Linked DNA regions of Homo sapiens: region 1 is linked to region 2. A link is an interaction called in ENCODE POLR2A ChIA-PET data of the cell type or tissue named here. Cell type or tissue: MCF 10A. All regions are shown on one strand. Each heading gives the region's core, and the rest is flanking DNA. Links, peaks and the distances in the headings are about the cores only.

What was found. Peaks named below come from ENCODE experiments on the same cell type or tissue, not always from the same donor. Only the 100,000 strongest peaks of a DNase experiment are listed, where the experiment ranks them.
Region 1: POLR2A ChIA-PET joins it to region 2 with 5 read pairs; 3 of 35 experiments call an interaction of 5 or more read pairs at or near these places.

What each region holds. Positions count from the first base shown.
Region 1 is chr17:59,507,390-59,510,301 of GRCh38, forward strand. All of the region lies in intron 1 of LINC01476 (long intergenic non-protein coding RNA 1476), which reads right to left. It overlaps LOC105371845 (a long non-coding RNA gene), which reads left to right. Exons shown (of 3, transcript XR_934887.2): 3 at 1-402. Among named protein-coding and RNA genes, the nearest start is that of LINC01476, 18 kb to the right of the region's middle. In MCF 10A, for the core only: no CTCF peak of the experiment used is centred there; no DNase peak of the experiment used is centred there.
Region 2 is chr17:59,434,134-59,437,045 of GRCh38, forward strand. All of the region lies in intron 2 of LINC01476 (long intergenic non-protein coding RNA 1476), which reads right to left. Among named protein-coding and RNA genes, the nearest start is that of MIR4729, 70 kb to the left of the region's middle. In MCF 10A, for the core only: no CTCF peak of the experiment used is centred there; a DNase peak (open chromatin) is centred at 1,298.

The DNA of each region.
Region 1 (2,912 bases), core at 252-2,751, 73 kb after region 2:
TGACCCGTTTAAGCAAAGCCAGGCTGCAATTTTCCTGTGGATTCCCATTCCAGCAGTTAGGCTGGGCTCTCCTATGATTTTGCTACCACTGCGATTTTGCTGTGTGGCTACTTTAGAGACTAGAGACTGCCTAATGTGAGCAATAGGTGATCTAACGGACAATCATTATTGGTTGACTCAGCATCTATCAGTTGACTAAAGTTGCCTTTAGTCAACGGCAGCATCATGGTTTTCATCCATGGAATTCTGCGGTGTTGGCTCCACCCTCAGCTCCAGGAGGGGGTATGTGCTTGGCACCTGGATAATTAGATCATGGCATTCCCAGCCACAGTGATGGGTTTTGGGGAAAGGAGACATGTTACAATCCAGGCCAATTCATGTCAGGCCTTAACTTATTTTATTTTTGAGACAAGGTCTTGGCTCTGTCACCCAGGCTGGAGTACAGTGGTGTGACCACGGCTCACTGCAGCCTGGACCTGCCAGGCTCAATTGATCCTCTCGCCTCAGCCTCCTGAGTAGCTAGGACTACAGTTGCATGCCCCTCTACCCAGCTAATTTGTGTAGAGACAGAGTTTCGCCATGTTGCCCAGGCTGGTCTCAAACTCCTGGGCTTGAGTGATCCACCTGCATTAGTCTCCCAAAGTGTTGGGATTACAGGTGTGAGCCACCAAGCCCAGCTTAGACTTAACTTTATATTGATGGCAATGAAAAGCTTTTTCTTTTTCTGCCTGGAGCTATAAGGTCATAAACCTGCCACTACTGGTCACAATCTTCCTCCCATAAAATGAAAGTAAGCCTCAGAATAAAGCCAGAACAGAGGCAGGAAAAACAGAGACATCAGGAGAGCAGTGGTCCTGATAACATCATTTGAGCCCCTGATTCCAGATATACCTGAAGCCTGTATATCCCTTGGCTTTTAGTTCTGTTAAGTAAAACTTATGGGGATGCCATTGGTTTGGACTGAGCTCCTGCGCTGGGCCCCAACAGATCAGACCAAACCAGAATGGAGTCACTCATGCTAGCTGTTACGTAGTCAAACTGAACTTAGAAGTGGATCAGTTTTCCAAAAAAAAAAAAAAAGGAAGATTCACAGCAACCAATCCAAAGAGGCCCCATCAACCTGAGCTGGCATGATAAGGAAGTCCCTTCTGCTTTAATTCTATAAGAAAAGGGACTTTGAAACAACCAAACTGCTTTTTGTTCCTTATTTCTGCTTTCTTCTGCCTCTTCTGCCTGTAAAGCCCAGCTCCTCTGCTCAGCTCCTCAGGGTGCCTTTGTATTTCATAGAAGAAACGCTGCCCAATTCATGAATTACCAACAAAAGCCAATTGGATCTTTAAACTTTTTTGTTGCAAGTTTGTTCTTTGATAGTTCTGCAAGCCAATAAATTCCCTTTTCTTCCTTTAAATCAGATGTCCTTGGCCGGGTGTGGTGGCTCACACCTGTAATCCCAGCACTTTGGGAGGCCAAGGCGGGCGGATCATCTGAGGTCGGGAATTTGAGGCCAGCCTGACCAACAGGGAGAAACCCCATCTCTACTCAAAATACAAAATTAGCCAGGTGTGGTAGTGCATGCCTGTAATCTCAGCTACTCGGGAGGCTGAGACAGGAGAATTGCTTGAACCTGGGAGGCAGACTTGCAAGAGCCGAGATTATGCCATTGCACTCCAGCCTGGGCAACAGAGTGAGATTTTGTCTCAAAAAAAAAAAAAAAAAAAAATCAGGTGTCCTCAACCTCTAGGCCATGGACCAGTCCACAGCCTGTTAGGAACAGGGCTGCACAGCAGGAGGTGAGTGGCAAGCAAACAGGAGCGAGCATTGCCACCTGAGCTCCGCCTCCTGTTAGATCAGCAGCGGCATTAGATTCTCACTGGAGCACAAACCCTATTGTGAACTGAGTATGCAAAAGATCTAAGTTGCAGGCTCCTGATGAGACTCTAACTAATGCTTGATGTACTGTACTGCCAACAGTACAGTACAGTTTCATCCAGAAACCATCCTTCACGGTCCATGGAAAAATCGTCTTCCACAAAACGGGTCCCTGGTGCCAAAAAGGCTGGGGACTGCTGCTTTAAATAGTTTCAGCTGGGATTTCTATTACCTGAAACTAACTCCTAGCAGTGAATCATTCAGTCAGTCAATATTGAATACCTTCAGTGTGCTAGGTATGGTCCAAGTGTAGGAAAACAGCAGTCAACAAGACATACAACTCCCTGTGGGCCTGGATTTGCATTTGAAACTGACATTCTCGGCCGGGCGTGGGGGCTCACGCCTGTCATCCCAGCACTTTGCGAGGCTGAGGTGGGCAAATCACCTGAGGTCGGGAGTTCGAGACCAGCCTGGTCAACATGGTGAAACCCCGTCTTTACTAAAAAAAAAAAAAAAAAAAATACAAAAATTAGCTGAGCGTGGTGGCACAGGCCTGTAATCACAGCTGCTCAGGAGGCTGAGGCAGGAGAATCACTTGAACCTGGGAGGTGGAGGTTGCAGTGAGCCGAGATCATGCCACTGCCCTACAGCCTAAGCGACACAATGAGACTCCATCTCAAAAAAGAAAAAAGAAAAAAGAAACTGACATTCTAGTGAGAAGAAAAGGAGAAAAAGTAAATGTGTATATTGTGAATCAGTTATGACAAGTTCTGTAAGCTGGACAAGGGGAAGTAAGTGTTATAAGGGACTCAGGGAACATCTCACAGATATGGTGACTTTCAGAAGAGACCTAAAATATGTGAGAGAGTAAGCCATGAGTGGTAGCAGGGTTCCAGCAAGAGGAAACAAAAAATTCAAAGGCCCTGAGTTGAGTATATGCTTACAGAACAGTGAGGCCAAAGTGTTAAACGTGGCCAGGCGTGGTGGTTCACACCTGTAATCCCAGCACTTTGTGAGGCTGAGGCAGGAGGATCACTTGAGCC
Region 2 (2,912 bases), core at 312-2,811:
AAGTGCTGGGATTACAGGCGTGAGCCACTGCGCCGGGCCAGCAATGTCTTCTTCAAATGTCACACAATGTTACAGTTCTTTTTCATTTGCCCATTCTTTCAACGTTGAGCACCTCATATGTTCGAGACACTGAGTTTGTCAGCCTTTTGACATCTTTCCATCCCTCAAGGAGCTCACAGTTCAGGGGGGACATAGACAGGGGAATACAATGGAAATATACTGAGAAGTGCTGTGCCAGAGGTAAGCACAGTGTGCAAATGAAGACAGAGAAAGACAACCCAACTCAAAGGGCAGCAAAAGAGGGCAGTGGCGTAAAGTCTTTCCAGAAGAGACAATGCCTGCCAGGTGTTACAAGGAGGGACAAGCTTCCAGATCAAGGAGACAGCAACTGTAAAAAAAAAAAAAAAAAAAAAAGAAAAGAAAAGAATTCAATATGGCTGAACACAGAGTACAAGCAGGGGAAGAGTGAGAGATGAGCTGGGTGGGCAGGGACCTCATCAGACCCCAGAAGCCCTTCTAAGGATTCGGAGCTTGAGCCTAAAAGCAATGAGGAGATGCTGAATGATTATGTTAGAGCACTTCAAAGGAAGTCGTTTGCTTCTCATATTTTTCTTATTTCCCATTCTCTCTCTCTCTTTTCCTTCCTTCCTTTCTTTTTCTTTTTTTCTCTCTCTCCCCCTTTCTTTTTCTTTCTTCCTTTCTTTCTGAAATTGCAGCTGATCCTTCCTCCCCTCCCTCCCTCCCTCTCTCTCTCTCCCTCTCTCTCTCTCTCTTTCTTTCTGAAATTGCAGCTGATCTGGTCTATACCCAAAGAGAATAAGTGCAAGGGATTTATTTACAGTATGTCCATGGTTGGGTGGAGAAAAAGATGGAGTTGATCCCTGAAACCTGACTTTTGATGGCAGTAAGTAGCAAAATGAGAGGATCCCAGGAATAATTCCTATCTCCCACAGACTTTTCTTCCATCTAAATCTGGAGATGCCTGTGTTCGATTTTCATGAGGAGGCTGTTACCTCCAAGGTGTGGACAGGAACCTTTTTTTTCTTGCCAAATGAGCAAAGAAAGGAATCTTAATTACAGAGAGGTCTACACTCTTGCTACTTGAAACTGGGTCCCTGGACCAATAGAATCAGCATCCCCTGGGAACTGGTTGTACAGACAGAAATCTGAAGCTCCACCCCAAACATACTGAATCCAAATCTGCATTTTAAACAAGATGCCTGGGTGATTCCCATGCACATTCAAGTCTGAAAAGTCCTGATCTACAAGATAGGAAAACTGCCTAGTTGGTAAAACTTAGGGTACTGTGTTGCAATCTGTGTTTTGTTTTGCGTGACTGATTTATGAGTAATCAGTTTGTCAGCCTCTATGATTACTAATTTATGTCCAAAAGCAAACTCAATCAGGGGCTAAACCCTTTCTACTCTACTGAACATTTCTAAGAAATCTCCACAGAGCCCACGATGTTGTGATCCATTTAAATACAGGACTTGCTCTCTGGCTGATGAGTAAAAGATTCGTTCTTTTTTTTTTTTCCTATTGTGGCAAAATGTGCATAACATACATTTACCATTTTAACCATTTTTAAGCGTGCAGTTCAGTGGCATTAAAGACATTCACACTGTTGTGCATTCATCACTACATCACCTCTAGTGTTTTCATCTTCCCAAACGGAAACTCTGTACCCGTTAAACAATAACTCCCCATCACCCCCTACCTCCAGACCCTGGCAACAACCATTCGACTTTTTTTTTTTTTTTTTTTTTGAGACGGAGTCTCACTCTGTCACCCAAGCTGGAGTGCAGTGGCGCGATCTTGGCTTGCTGCAAGCTCCTCCTCCCGGGTTCACGCCATTCTCCTGCCTCAGCCTCCCAAGTAGCTGGGACTATAGGTGTGCGCCACCACGCCCAGCTAATTTTTTTGTATTTTTAGTAGAGATGGGGTTTCACCATGTTAGCCAGGATGGTCTCCATCTCCTGACCTCATGATCTGCCCACCTCAGCCTCCCAAAGTGCTGGGGTTACAGGTGTGAGCCACCGCGCCTGGCCCACCATTCTATTTTTTGTCTCTATGAACTTGACTACTCTAGGTAGCGCATTGAAGTGGAATCATACTGTACTTGCTTTTCTGTGACTGTCTTATTTCACTTAGCATAAGGTTGTCAAGTTTCATCCATGTTGTAGCATATGTTGACATTTCCTTCCTTTTGAAGTTGAATATTTTGCTGTATGTATCTACCATATTTTGTTTACCATTCATCCATCAATGGACACTTGATTGGCTCCCAACTTTTGGCTATTGTGAATAATGCTGCTACAAACATGAGTGTAGAAAGCTTCATTTATGCCAGCATGCAGGTCCCCTCTTCTAGCTTACCAACATTATTTTCTAGAGAGATGCCACAACAAACATAAATTCACAGTTAAGGGATGCTCTCAATGGATTTTCTCTGTCTGTCTGTCTGTCTATCTGTCTCTCTCTCTCTCTCTCTATATATATATATGTATATATATTTTTTTAAGCAGAGACAGGGTTTCACCATGTTGCCTAAGCTGGTCTCAAAGTCCTGAGCTCAAGCGATCCACCCACCTCAGCCTCCCAAAGTGCTGGGATTATGGGCATGAGCCTCAATGGATTTTCTTTAATATATCAAGTCTCTAGTTGACTCCTTACGAAGAAAAGAGAATTTGCTGTTGTTGGGAGCAAAATGTCTGTTGCAGTTAGTCTCTGTCCGGGAGTCGTGCCCTCCTGAATATAAACTCAGGGCCAGAGCCAAGACTTTAATTTGTGAAGCACAAGTATTGATTTGGTGACACCATTGTCTTCCCCTGATGCTGTTCCTATCAACCCAAATTATCTGTGTGAACATAGGAGCCATTTTTTCCGGGTGTGCTGGGCAGCTGGTGACAAGC